Linked DNA regions of Homo sapiens: region 2 is linked to region 1. The links are chromatin contacts, found by Hi-C in ENCODE. All regions are on one chromosome and are shown on one strand. Each heading gives the region's core, a stretch centred on a gene start or an enhancer-like site at or near the end of the contact. The rest is flanking DNA. Distances are from core to core; before and after follow the strand shown.

Region 1 (7,304 bases), core at 2,724-5,223:
TGACCCCTTGCACTTCCCAGGTGAGGCGATGCCTCGCCCTGCTTCGGTTCACACTCAGTGCACTGCACCCACTGTCCTGCACCCACTGTCCGACAATCCCCAGTGAGATGAACCCGGTACTTTAGTTGGAAATGCAGAAATCATTCGTCTTCTGCATCACTCATGCTGGGAGCTATAGACTGGAGCTGTTCCTATTCGGCCATCTTGGAACTGCCCCCCAGATAATCGCCTTATAGTGCTTTCAGGGTAATGTGTGAGAGAACTAGAGCAGTAGTCCCCAACCACTTTAGCACCAGGAATTGGTTTTGCAGAAGACAATTTTTCCACAGACAGTGTGGTGTGGGGAGGATGGTTTCAGAGACTGTTCCACATCAGATCACCAGGCATTAGCTATATTCTCATAAGGAGCGCACAACCTAGGTCCTTTGCATGTGCAGTTCACAATAGGGTTCATGTTCTTATGAGAATCTAATACTGCTGCTGATCTGACAGGAAACAGAGCTCAGCTTTGCTCTCCAGCTGCTCATCTCCTAGTGTGCAGCCTGGTTTCTAACAGGCCATGGACCGAGACCATGGCCTGGGGATTGGGGACCCCTTGAACTAGGGATCAGTAAAAAGTAGGAAAACATTTTGGATTTCTTAAAAATGGTGGCTATTTAAATTAATTCATTATTTTTCTCACCCTTAACTCTCCTGTTATTTGTTAGACAATGAGTATCTGCTAGGTGCTGTGATATGCATAATTTATAAGAAAGGCAGGATTTCTGTCCTTGATGAGCTTAATGTCAAGCTTGGAAGATAGACACAGAATAGGCCGGGTGCAGTGGTTCAAACCTGTAATCCCAGCACTTTGGGAGGCTGAGGTGGTTGGATCACCAGGTCAGGAGTTCTGGACCAGCCTGGCCAACATGGTGAAATCCCAACTCTACTAAAAATATAAAATTTAGAATTTAGCCAGGCATGGTGGCACGCACCTGTAATCCCAGCTACTCGGGAGCCTGAGGCAGGAGAATTGCTTGAACCCAGGAAGCAGAGGTTTCAATTAGCCAAGATTGCACCACTGCACTCCAGCTTGGGTGACAGAGCAAGACTCCGTCACAAAAATAAAAAAAATAAAAAAAATAAAGATAGACACAGAATGTTACTTATATGTAAGTATTATGAAGGAAAAGTACAGAGTACAACAGAAGCATATAGCAGGGAATCTTTTATAACTTAATTTTGGAAGTGACATAACATCACCTCTGCCATATTCTATTGGTCACACTGATCTGGAATCTCCTGGAACAATATACATGGAAACTACCCAAATATATAAACATCAGGAGGTGGAGATCATTGGGGGCCATTTGGAAGCTGGTTATCCAAGGATCCTAGCCTAGATTTGCAATTGTAACATTGTCTTTGCTACTTAGACACACAAAAATAGCTAGTAAATGTGATAAAATAGTTATATATAAAATTTAAGGACAAAACCAAAGAAATATTACAATCTCAATGCTTTTAAATTATTTGTAAGAAGCTAATCATTTGCTGTGGAAAGCATCCATGAGTGATCTGTGTCCAATGCACGTTCAAGAATTCTTGAATCTAGGCATGAAAACCAAGCAATATGGCAGCAGAGAGCCCTGTTTCCCTTTCCACTCACATGGTTACAGAATCATGAATGAACTCAGACTAATCAAATTCAAAGAAGAACAATGTTAGCAAGGGCTAGTGTAACCAGAGAATCTGCAAACTACAAGTACATTAGAGAAGTTCCAGTAGTTGCCTATAGGGATGCTGTCCCTAGCACCTCTGCTATGTGAGGATGTCTGTCTTGCTGCAACACTGTATAGCCTGTTCTGCTAAGGAAACAGAGACACTGGTGGGTTTTTTCCACTAATGCTTATCTAATTCTTCATATAACTATCACTTATTTTAGCAGTATATTTTTCCCCTAATGAGAGAATTGTTTAACCCAACAGTCAAAATAAATAACAATTTAATTTCTGCAGTAAACTGCTCTGACATTTGCTACAATAAACAAGAACAAGATTATGTGCTTGCTTTATCATTTTGAAAAGACTGTTATTAAATATTCAATCCTTAGAAATTGTAATTTATATTTATGGAATATTAGGAGAAATTATATGTGATTATTCATAGATATATATTTGTATTTCAAGTAAATGAGGAAAAAGGAACCAAACTAAAATGCATTTTTGTTTCTCTTTGTCTACTTTATGTACCTTATTTTACTACAAATCTGGAGACCTAGAATTCACTACCCAAAGAATTTGCTATGACCTCATTCTTACCAGATTAAGCTAAGAATGGTAAGAGCATGTGAAAATTCAATAAAGATAGTGATCATTTCTTTAATTATGTAAACATTTGAGGATTTTCTTTTACATTTGGGATCAACAAGCTGATAATATTTGTGTACTATTTTTTAAAAATAACTATTTGTGTGTGTATGCGTTTAATTAATTTTACTTATAAAATGTTTCTATCAGTCCCTTAGCTCAGGGGTTCCCCAACCATCAGGCCGCAGACTGGTACCCTCCATGGTCTGTTATAAACCAGGCCACACAGCAGGAGATGAGTGGTGGGCGAGCCAGCATTACCACCTAAGCTCCTCCTTCTGTCAGATTAGATCAGCAGCAGCATGAGATTCTCAATAGTAGCTTCTACCCTGTATTCCAACTGGGCATGTGAGGGATCTAGATTGTGCACCTATGAGAATATCTGATGATCTGAGGTGGAACACTTTCCAAAACCATTCCCCACAACCCTCCCCCCACCCCGCCCAACAAATCCTTCCCATCCATGGAAAAATTGTCTTCCACGAAACTGGTCTCTGGTGCCAAAAAGGTTGGAGACCACTGCTTAGCTAGTTCTTAAGTGAGACAAATTTGAACACACTGTATAATTAGATTAAAGTAAACATTTCTGAACCCAGCTTTTTTCTTAATTTTACTTTGAGCAACAGGTGATGGTAACTGTGCCTAGTATTTCCTATATTTCATGTTCATGCATGTTTATCAAGCAAGTGCAATATGTAGCATAGCTCCGTAGTGATCCCTGCTTCCTGTGAGAGAGTCGGCTCAAAGTTTATGAATATTTGGAGGATGAGGCAGAGCAGCAATCTTATCAGCTTTAATTTGTCACTCTACAGCTTGCCTCCATATTAAGTCCTCACATCCAGAGATGGTCCATAACTTTGAGATTAGCTAAGCCTATGAGATAATGCATTTTATTTCATTAACCATCTGTGGTGTGCTGCCAGGGATTTATAAATGCTGGTCGATGCTTGTGTTCCCTTAAGGATAATTTTGCAATCAGTCTGCAAAAGATGTGAATAGAAACCACCCAGCCCTGAGGAAAGATGACATCGTCACTCAGATAAATAAAGATATAGGGAAAAAATGATGACTAAATAAAATATATGGTATCTAAGCCAAATTAGAGAAGACAAACTTCCTAGAAGGAGCCATAGAAAGATAAAATAATGAGAACTTTAAAGACAATCTGGTTCTATTTCTTCACTTTAATGATGAGAAAAAATGTGCTCCAAAAAGAGCTTCTTTTCTTCTTCTTTTTCTTTCTTTCTTTTTTTTTTTTTTTTCAGGGTCATGGGCTATGTGAGTTGAAGACAACTCTGAGTCTAGTGTTTTCACTGGGAAGCCTTTCTCTCTGGAGCATCTCACAGAGAGGTTACTGCAAGCACACCACACCCCAGCAGTCTGGGAGCCTGTATTCTTTTAAAACAGAACTTAACAAAGGACACAGACACACAAACCCACAAAAAGATTACTGTTAGCAAACAGATGACTGAATCACTGGGTCTTTTCCACTTTTGATTTGAGGGGTATATGATGATTAATGCAGGATGATGTGAGAGGCTGCTTTCTGCACAAAAAAAGTCTGGAGCACTAGGGAAAAAGTGGAAAAGGAAAAAAAGCTGATGTTCAAAACCACAGAATCATATGTGACAGAAGGAGCCAGAACCTCTCCAACTAAGGCTCACAGAGCACACCACATAGAGGCTAGCGTGGCTCAGGCTGCCTGTGCCAGTCTACTAGGCTGGTACTCTCTGCTCTGAAGGCGGGGGAAGGAAGAGGATTGGAAAGCAGCAAGGTCAGGTGGCTCTGGCACTCTACCTGTAATGCCTTAAACACATCCCAAGGCTTGCATGGACGAAAGATGGGCTTTCTGAGGCTACATGGACTTTAAAGATTGAATACAATTCCAAATGAAGGTACAATTTGCATTTAGCACACATGGATCCCTTTGAAATGTTTCACTGGAGCTGGTGGTAAAAATTTTTGTTTATGAACAAAAATTTTCCAGTTGTCTCTGGATATATTCCTAAGACCCTCTGACTAAACATACACTGCATATATTTGTTTAACATACAATCAGATTGATTCTGTACAAAATATGTAATGTGATTATATTTGCTTATATGGTAAAAAAAAAAAAAAACTTCACATCTGTCTGCATGCATCTGTCAGAAATACCTATGGCAATATACTGACAGAGGAAATTCTTTCACTATTTATTATGCATAATGTGGACTTATAATTGCATAAGAACAGAAACAGAAAAGTTGATGTGAAAATGTACCCCACACTTGGACAATGAATGATTCCCCAGTCCAAGCTTTTAAAGTATTTTACATACAATTCTTAAACAGATTAAAATACAAATATAGATCAAGAATGATTCACCTGATCTTTGCCTGATCCCAAGCTGGCTTATAAAAACCTCACTTAAATTACAGTTTATCTTCTACTGCCCACCAGAATCCCATAGGCTTCATGTATGGAAAATCTAATTCAGAAGGATCAAACTGGGGTTAGGAATGTATGTTTTAAAAAGCTCTAGATATCTAAGTAATTTGTCATATTTTTAACTTTAAGAACTTCTGACTCACAGCACCATCACTTCCCCTAACGCAAATCCCAAACATAAAGTTTACTGTCTCATGCTTGAAGAATATGAGAACTGTTCTGATGAACCAAAGCTGTGAGGACATGGGAAAGAGTAGTTATTCTAAAGGGCCAGTATTAGGCCCAGATGTTTAGGTAAAGAGAATTGAGAGTCAGTCCCTCAAGCTAGCATATCAGACTCCTCAAGGGCAGCATTTGTGTCTCATTTGCATCCTCACTTCTGGCACAGAATTTTATGCTGAAAAGGGCTTGATCAATGAAAGCAGCATTCTCACTGGGGAGAGTGGACCATCAACATTTTTTAAGGTCTATGCAACTCAGAGGAGAAGACCAAAAATTAAAAAGAACTAGGGGAAGTATATTAGATATAGATGTCTATTATCTACTTTCATACTGCATGAAGTTTGGACTAACATTTAAATGATCAAGGACATGGAAGTTGGACAGCTATATTTAGCTCTACTTTAAAAGATCAGTGAGTGGCTCTAGTGTTTATTCCTTGCTTTTCCTCAGAGTGTCATATATCTGTTTCAATAGCTATGGAATCTAATATATACACATAATGTAAGATAAATGTATGTGTATTGATCCCTTTCTCCTAAAATTAATGAGATGAATCTAGCTATTTGCAAAGGATTCATTGATAAGGATGCTGAAAGGAAAGAAACATGGAGGTTAACGGGCCCATTTTGTCATGTAACCATTTTGATGAATAGTGAGAAGGTAGATCCCTGCTGTACTAAAGTCTTTTCTCTTTAAATAAATAATAATGATTTACTTCTATAACCACTGAGCTTTTATGCCTTAGGTCTAACTAAGACTTTAACGGGAGAATAAGGGAGGTACAAGAAGGATACCACCTGAGATAACATGAACTAAGTCTTTATTAACCATAACTTGACATTAGCTGGCAACTCATTTCCTCTAAAATGCAGTATTACAAAGGTTTTACTGTGTGTATACCCATGTCTATATGGTAATGAGATGGGTTTTTTATGTGGTTTATGGAAAGCAGCAATCATTATTTTATAGCCACTTCCCACCCTTTTCCCTATTCTCAGCAGTAAATTCTCTTTCTTTTAATGTTCTCTATATCCCCACCTCAATTTCTAATGTCTCTTAGGTCAACAATGTTCTAAATGTCCAATAAATTCAACTTCAGGTTTCTCTTATTGTTTTTCATCTCTGATCTATCTGAACATACCACTCATTAGGAGTGAGAGCAAGAGAAAAATTTATTTTTGTTGAGAGATTTATATTTAGCATTTTACAATTTCTATTGCATAAACAGGAAAGTTAAATCATATAATAATAAGATGATTGTTTTAGATTACTAAATAGTTCATCTAAAAGGAAAACAGAAAAAAAAGAAACCAACCTGTGTTTAAATATTTTAAGAAATTAAAGGTTTTTTTTTTTTTTTTTTTTTTTTTTTTTTTTTTTTTTTTTACCTAACTTTTAACCAACAAGTTCTTTAGTTAGACAGAAATGGGAAGAAATTGTGGGGTTCAAAGACCATAAGAATACAGCCAGCAGGTTTAGAAAGAAGATTTGTTTGTGGGAAAAAAAGTACAAGTATGTTATCAATTAGAAACATATCATAGCCTTTTTCTGTTGGAAAAAGGAATTATTTTTGGACTGTAACATGTTAGTCTCACGGTGTTTCTCCCCTTAGATTTGGAGTTTAAATAATATTAAAAAAAAAAAAAGCTGTCTGGTTTCCCACAATCCACAGGAGGTTTGTGTGTCTGCACTCTTGCTCACACCCTGAAATTCCGTTATATTAGTCTCCTTCCCTCTCTGGGGAGCAGATGATGCCTCTTCATCTTTGCAGAGCTTGCCTTCACATGGTAATGAAACCCACTAAGGAATGCAAGAAAAATTATGAAAAAAAAAGGCTAGGTTAAATGATACTTCAACTGCTAAATCTCAATGATGTCAGCTCCTCAAGAAACATGTGCATATGTGGTTTCCCCCAAGAAATCCTACCTAAACTTCCTATCCTCCTAGTCTCTGATATTTTTGATATTTTCTCAAATGAAAGAATACCACCAAAGCATACAGCATGTACACACTAAATTATACTTTAAGTACCATATGACATTTACAGAAAGGGTCTTAAAAACACTAAACATCTGTTTGGACATGAAGAGGAAATGACCATTGTGAAATTTCTCAGGAAAATCAGTTTACTGGGAATGACATGGAAGGTCAGGAGCAATTATATTTTCTGTTGCAGCTGCTTAAACACTGGCTAGAAATTAAAACATTGGAATAACTTCTTTGCTTTATGGTCATGATGCAACTCAGTGGTTTTAAACTTGTTACCAAGGACAAGCCAATCCCGAAAATAGGTCCATTTTTCAC
Region 2 (7,304 bases), core at 1,405-3,904, 350 kb before region 1:
CTGTAATTTAATTCAATTTAGTCTAACAATAACTTATTGATGTCTTACTCAGCGCATGATACTGGCTGAAGTTCTGGGGTATGGAAATGAAATTACCACTTTTCTCTTGACCTCACAGTTTAGCAAAAAGAGACAAGTGAATACATAAATATATTTAATGCAGTAAGTTTCTCTGATACTTAATATGAGTGCTCACCAATACCCAGTCATCCTCTTTTTTGAAGGCACACTTGCATTAAGCTAGGCAATGTGACTGATTTTGCCTGTAGATTCTCAGCACGTCACTTTTGAGCTGAGTCATTAAAATCCCCCGCAGAGTCTTCAGTTTCTTCTGTCCTCCTGAGGTGATTAAGGAAGCCTCATGTTTCCATAGCAGAGACATAATTTGGAAGCAGCCTGGTGGACCAATGAAGTCATTTCATAGAGAACAGCCCTGGGAAGATGCCAGACCTATCTGAATTCTCTATAAGCAAGAAATAAGCTTTGTTAGGTTAAATTGTTGAAATTTTAGGCTTTAGTTGTTGCCACAGGAAGGCATAGACTCTACTGTGTTTTCTGATATGAATGAAGCATATGTGAAGCACTCTGAGACACAAGAAAAAAAAAGGACATTAATTCTCAATGATAAAATGTAGATGTTTCCTCAGAAGTGCTAACATTTTAATTATGTATAAAAGATGAGGAAGACTTCAACAGTTAGAAAGATTAGTAGATGGACTTGAAGAGTGACCAGAAAGGGTTATCAGGGGAAAATGTATTAAGTGAATAAACACAGCATTATGTGAAAGTAAAAAAAAAATACATTTGAAAGACAGAAAATGAGGCCATGTAGCTGAAATATCTGATAATTACTAGTAAAGTGGTAGACAGATGTGAAGCTAATGGTAGAGAGATGTGAATAAAGAGAGAGATTAGGGGCCACTTGGGTTCTGATAAACCTAGTTCTTGAACTTGAGTTTGTACAATCTGGGAGAGCTGTTAGAAGCTTTTGATAGAGATGTGTGCGACAGCCACGAATAGACATCTATTGAATAGACCACAGTAATGATGATGTAGTCCCTGCCCTGTGTTGCTTGCAAACTATGATAGGAGATGTTAGATTATTTTGAAATCATTTGTTTAGGTGGCATTAAGTGTAAATTCAATAAGATAAAACACTTTTAGAGAAACCGAGGTAACTGACAGTGGAAGTTACATTTTCGCTGAGTCTTCAGTGTTCAAAAGGTGGTTAAGACTTCAAGTGGGAAGTAGGAAGGAAAAGGTAGAGGGGAAGGCCTCGTGTGAGGTAAGAGTTGGGCTCTGTGATAGCCTGCAGTCTGTGCCTAGGAAAAACAACTCAGGCAGTAATATGACCAATGACTCTAGCATTAACCAGATGTGAAAATGTGAACAGCTCAACGGGAACAGTAGTAGCAGGCATAACTTGTGTTGGATTAAATGGGTCAAGAGACCTCGCCAAGGTGCCTAGCTTAGACAGGTAAAGGAAAGATGCATGTCATTAGTTGAAATTGAGAAGGTAAGAGAGGTAGCACATTGAGGAGCCATAAAGCGCCAGCTGCTTCACCTCAGCCTAGGTCTGTAGGAGACGTAGTGGAGCCAGCTGAGTGAGAAAACAGCACTGCTTCTTACCATAATACTCGGGTGTGTATTGAATCCTCTTTCAACACATGAAGAATTTTTATTTTATACATTTATTCTTAATTTTTATGGATACATGTGAAGGATCTTAAGACAAAAATGAGCCCTCTGGAAAACAGTAGTGGTGCTCTCAAGAGGGAAAAGGAAAAGCAGTGGGTAGAGAGTTATTTATTTGATAATATTTACAAATTCCTATGGGTATAAATCTCATTATTATGGAGTAAACATGTTATTTTTTCAAGTATATGTAGATGTTGATATTGTAGATAAAATATAAATCATTACAAAATGATACTGCATACTTAGTAACTTCTTGTCATCATTAGAATTTCTTAATCACCTTATAATAAAAATACAACCGTTACCACCAACAGGGTCTGCAAAGCTTTTGATATTAAAAAGAAAACCCTGGCTGGGCACAGTGGCTCATGCCTCTAATCCCAGTAATTTGGGAGGCCGAGGCTGGCAGATCACCTGAAGTCAGGAGTTTGAGACCAGCTTGGCCAATATGGTGAAGCCGTCTCTACTAAAAACACAAAAATTAGCCGGACATGGTGGCAGGCACCTGTAATCCCAGCTACTCGGGAGGCTGAGGCAGGAGAATCACTTGAACCTGGGAGGCAGAGGTTGCAGTGAGCCGAGATTGCACCACTGCACTCCAGCCTGGGGGATACAGTGAGAAAATCCTCTCCTTGGAAAACCTGAGAATCTGCGCTTTGTTTTCTGGAGAATTATTTATATCACTGGCATATTAAATTACATATCTGAAGGAACCTGAAATTAATAAAATAGAAATTCATTCTTTTACTTTGAATGTAAAGCAAAAGGATCGGAGGGGGATGGTTTTCATTTGATGTAGTTAATAATATAAAGTTTGCACATCCAGACAGGAAAAATGTTACCAGGAGTTCTGAAGAAGCTCCTAGAACAACATCAAGTCTTAGTCATCAGTTCTAGCGATTTTTAAGGATTCCAATGCTTTGCATGTAAGTGTGTGGGGTTGGGGTTAAAAGGATTAGGAGAGATGTACACGTGCTGCAATGGGCTTCTCAGCCTGAAACTCTTGGGGAAACCAGGAAGTTTGCCAGCCCTTCACCTTATTTTCAGACAAGTTTTTCATTTGAAACCTGTGGATTCTATGCTTCATTTTTCTTGTGAAAGCATCTCTTACAAATTGTGGTGAAAATTGTTACTTTTTCCCTGTATGGAACTTTCATTCTTTGTGAGAAATTAGTTTACTGCAAATATAGAATGACTTTGCTGAAAGCATTTTGTTCAACTCAAGTACTAGAAGGTGATGCCCTTTACTGTTGTTTCAGTGAAAAGTCAAGGAGGGTTTAAGTAAATGTTTTCCTAATAAGTTGTATGGGGAATATATAACTCTACTCAGTGGAAAAATCTAAAAAGCAATTAGCAAAGGCACTGTTTGTTACTAACGACATTTTCCTGGAAGTCCGTTGTTACTATCAGCATGAAAGTTTTCCTACTACTTGTCCCCCTCTCTTTTGAGCTGGAAATCAGTTAACACCAAGTAGCTTCTGATTTCATTTTGCAAAGCTTTCTTTGTTAACATCTCCAGGTATTATATAAGGCTTTCCGTTGGCATAGAAATTTAATTAACTATCGTGAGTTTGCCTTCACTTTGACTATGATTATTTGATTTCAACTGCCTTTAGGGAGAAAAATACGGAAGTATATTACTCACCACTTCACATCTGTTGCAGTTTAAAAGACTCGGTTGCCAAGAATTGTATGAAGCATCACTTAGTAATGATTCAGGAAATGATTAGTCAATGCATCTTATGCTCAAAGTGAAGGGCACCCTCTGTTGTCCATCTTGCTATGATAGGGCCTTGATGTTTTCCAAGATACAGAATCAAGCTATAAATTTGAAATTTCTTCTTAGCTGAATATTGATAAATACATAGTGATAAATGACACACATAAGACAGTCTTTCAATATTCTAGTTAGAATGTTCAAGAATAGAGACAGGATCCCCCCAAAATAGACCCTGATATTGATAATGAAACAGCAGCAAACTGGCTTCATTTTCTTCTTCCACCAATTAACTAAGATTTCCATAGTCTTTTGATATCTCTGTGTATCAGTCTTCTCCTTTAGAAAATGAAGATGTTAATAACTGCACAATGTACAGTTGCAAAGATTTTATTTTTGCTGTGTGATTTAAATTTGAAGTGCAAATGAAGTTTCCAGCTTTTGTGTGTGTGTTTTGTAATTTTATGATGCAATTATTATTGCAACTACACTATGAAAAGGCCAGGGAACTGATGACTATCTTGTACACTTAAGTCTTTGGCTGAAAACTAATACTTCAAGAAGTTGCTTCTCTAAACTTTCTCCTTATATGACTCCCATTATTTTATTACCTCTTCTAAACATCTCTCACTTCTCTAAATGTTGTGATGGATATTTATTATTTATCCGTGCTTTGATTCTTGATTTCTCATAGTTAGACCTCTGCTATTTTTCTTAACAAATTGAATAACACTTGAATGTTTATTTTCATTTTATTTTCAATTCCTGTGCTGTTCCGTTTGTGTAACACAGCATGTCGAAGTCAAACTCGTCATCTTTATCCAAAACCTACCTTAGGTTTGATAGTTTTAGCAAGAAAGACCACACAATGGTAATCTGTTTTTTCTTTGGTGGGAATATAATATTTGGTTTGCTCATTGCAGTTCTGTTGGTCATCATTTCTAGATCTTTTCGATGGACAGAGTTAAGGTTTTCAGAGCTGATCTTTTTCAGTGGACAGAGCTAATGCAATTTGTATGCATGTGTGTGTGTGCGCATGTGTGTATATATAAAAATACACACACACATATATGCATATTTTATATTTAATAAGTTCATATTAAAGATAAAATACCTCGTAAACTCACACTGGTACTTCCTATACAAATTTTGGAGTACAAAGGTTTTACTTAATTTGTTTTATATTACATCTGTATCTCTTCTCTTTCACATTAAGAAACTCAGTTCCCAAGGACACAGGGGATAATATAATTAGAATTTCTGAAAATTTCTCATTTCCTTTATCCTACATCACCTGCATAATTGTCTCAGGATAGCAATTCTATTACCACCAATATTATTTAGAAAAAACAATTTTTTAATTTGCTCTCCCCACTCTCATCTGTTTTTTAAATAAATTGTCTTACATTGTCCTGTATCTACATATAATATTAAATATTATAATCTCTCATTTTTAGCTCTCTTTTAGTATTAATTTTACAAGTAGTTATGTATTAGTGTTCACCACTAGTTTTATGTCAATGTTTCTCTAGTCATTTTGGTTTTGTGAAGTTTGCTCTCTGGTAGGTTTCTCAAGAAGGCCTCATGGGAACAATATTTCTAGAGTTCTTGAATGTTGATAACTTGCAAATTTGCCTTTTCTTCCTTTTTTTCCTAACCACTAGACCGGCAGGAATGCTCTTTATTCTTGAAAGTCCCTTTGCTAGGTATGAAATCTTTGACCTATGTTTTTACTCTTGATTATCTTAAATGTATTAATCCATTTACTTCTGCCATAAAGTGTTGCTGTAGAAAAATTCAGTGATGACCCAATTTTCTTTCCTTCTAAGTCTGTTGTCCAGAAGAGCTTGCCTTTTTTTAATCTCAAAAAAATTTTAAAATATGTCTTGAAGTTGGTCATTCTGGGTTGTTATAAGTTGGATAAAAGCATATATAATATGCTTTTTTGATATGTAATTTTGAATCTTTTTTATTTCGGGGTTTTATTATAGGATTTAGCATTTTTTCCCCTTGCATTGATTGTCTTATTCACTGCCTCCTATTATGGATATATTTAGTCATGTTTGCTTGTTGTAAATGACAGGATTTTCTTCTTTTTTATGACTGGATAGTATTCCATTGTGTGTATATACTGTATTTTCTTCATTCATACATTGATGGACACTTAAGTTGATTCCATATCGTGGCTGTTGTGAATAATGCTACAATCAAGGTGGGATGCAGCTATCTCTTCAACATACTGATTTCATTTTCTGTAGCTATATATCCAGTAATGGGATTGGTGGATCATATGATAGTTCTATTTTTAGATTTTTGAGGAACTTCCATATTGTATTTCATAATGGCTGTACTGATTTTCATTCCCAACAACCGTATACAAGGGTTCCCTTTTCTCCACATTCTTACTAACATTCATTATCTTTTGCCATTTTGATAATAACCATTCTAACAGGTATGAGGTGATATTTGGTGATTTTAATTTGCATTTCCTTGATGATTAGTGATATTGAGTATTTTTTAATATACTGTTGGTCTGCATACCTAATATTCTTGTATGTCTTCTTTTGAGAAATGAATATTTTGCCTGTTTTTCAATTGTGTTATTTGTTTCTTACTGTTGAGTTACTTCAGTTCTTACATGTTTTGGATATTATCCTCTTATAAGGTAAATAGTTTGCAAATATTTTATTTCATTCTGTAGGTTGTCTCTTCACTCTGTTGATTGTTTCTTTTGCTGTGCAGAAGCTTTTAGTTTGATGTAATCTCATTTATCTGTATTTGTTTTTGTTACCCATGAGTTTGAAATTTTATTCAAAAAACGCTTGCCTAGACTAGTACCATGGAGCTCTTTTCCTAAGTTTTCTTCCAGTAGTTTCATAGTTTTAGGTCTTACATTTAAGTCTTTAATCAATTTTTGAGTTATTTCTTATATGTGGTGAGAAAGAAGAGTCTAGTTTCATTCCTCTGCCTGTGGAAATTGTTTCCCTACACCATTTATTGAAGAGACTGTCCTTTCCCCATTGTGTGTACTTGATGCCTTTTTCTGAAAATCAGTTTGCTTTATATGCATGGATTTATTTCTGGGCTCTCTATCCTATTCAATTGGTCTACGTGTCTGTTTTTATACCTGTACCATGTGGTTTTGGTTACCATAGCTGTGTAGCATGTTTTAAAATCAGATAGTGTAATGCCACTAGCTTGTTCTTTTTGCTCAAGATTGCTTTGGCTATTTGGAGTCTTTTGTGGTCTATACAAACTTCAGGACTGTTTTATCTATTTCTGTGAAGAACGTCATCAGTATTTTGAGAGGTAATGCACTGAATCAATAGATCACTTTGGGCAGTATGAACACTTTAACAATATTAATTCTTCCAATCCATAAATACAGCTGTCTTCCCTTCTGCTTTTGTCTTCTTCAATTTCTTTAATCAAAATTTTATAGTTTTCAGGGTACAGGTCTTTCACCTCTTTGGTTAAATTTATTTATTTTTGTTCTTTTTTAGCTATTGTTAATGTGAAAACACAAAAAATAACAGTTTTTTGATGGCATCTTTAGAATTTTCTATATCTAAAATCCTATTATATGTAAACAGGGACAATTTTATTTTATTATTTTATTTTTTATTTAATTAATTTATTTATTTTTGAGATGAAGTCTTACTCTGTCACCCAGGCTGGAGTGCAATGGTGCAATCTCGGCTCACTGCAACCTCCGGCTCCCTGTTTTAAGCTATTCTCCTGCCTCAGCCTCCCAAGTAGCTGGGACTACAGGTGCCCACCAACACACCCAGCTAATTTTTTGTATTTTAGAAAAGACGGGGTTTCACCATGCTGGCCAGGCTGGTCTCGAACTACTGACCTCAGGTGATCCACCCGCCTCGGCTTCCCA

What was found. Hi-C counts contacts between places; a loop is a spot of excess contacts on that map. Pooled maps may share reads with other maps.
Region 2: a pooled map shows a loop between it and region 1 (4-fold over the local background). The contact joins two enhancer-like sites. A Hi-C loop is called at or near these places in 1 of 50 pooled maps.

What each region holds. Positions count from the first base shown.
Region 1 is chr5:98,106,365-98,113,668 of GRCh38, reverse strand. The region is part of intron 3 of LINC01846 (long intergenic non-protein coding RNA 1846); the gene reads left to right. Among named protein-coding and RNA genes, the nearest start is that of LINC01846, 51 kb to the left of the region's middle. Within about 2 kb of position 3,973, at least 4 of the 41 ENCODE cell types and tissues checked have a DNase peak (open chromatin) inside an H3K27ac peak, as active enhancers do.
Region 2 is chr5:98,451,206-98,458,509 of GRCh38, reverse strand. No RefSeq gene overlaps it. Among named protein-coding and RNA genes, the nearest start is that of LINC01846, 290 kb to the right of the region's middle. Within about 2 kb of position 2,654, at least 2 of the 41 ENCODE cell types and tissues checked have a DNase peak (open chromatin) inside an H3K27ac peak, as active enhancers do.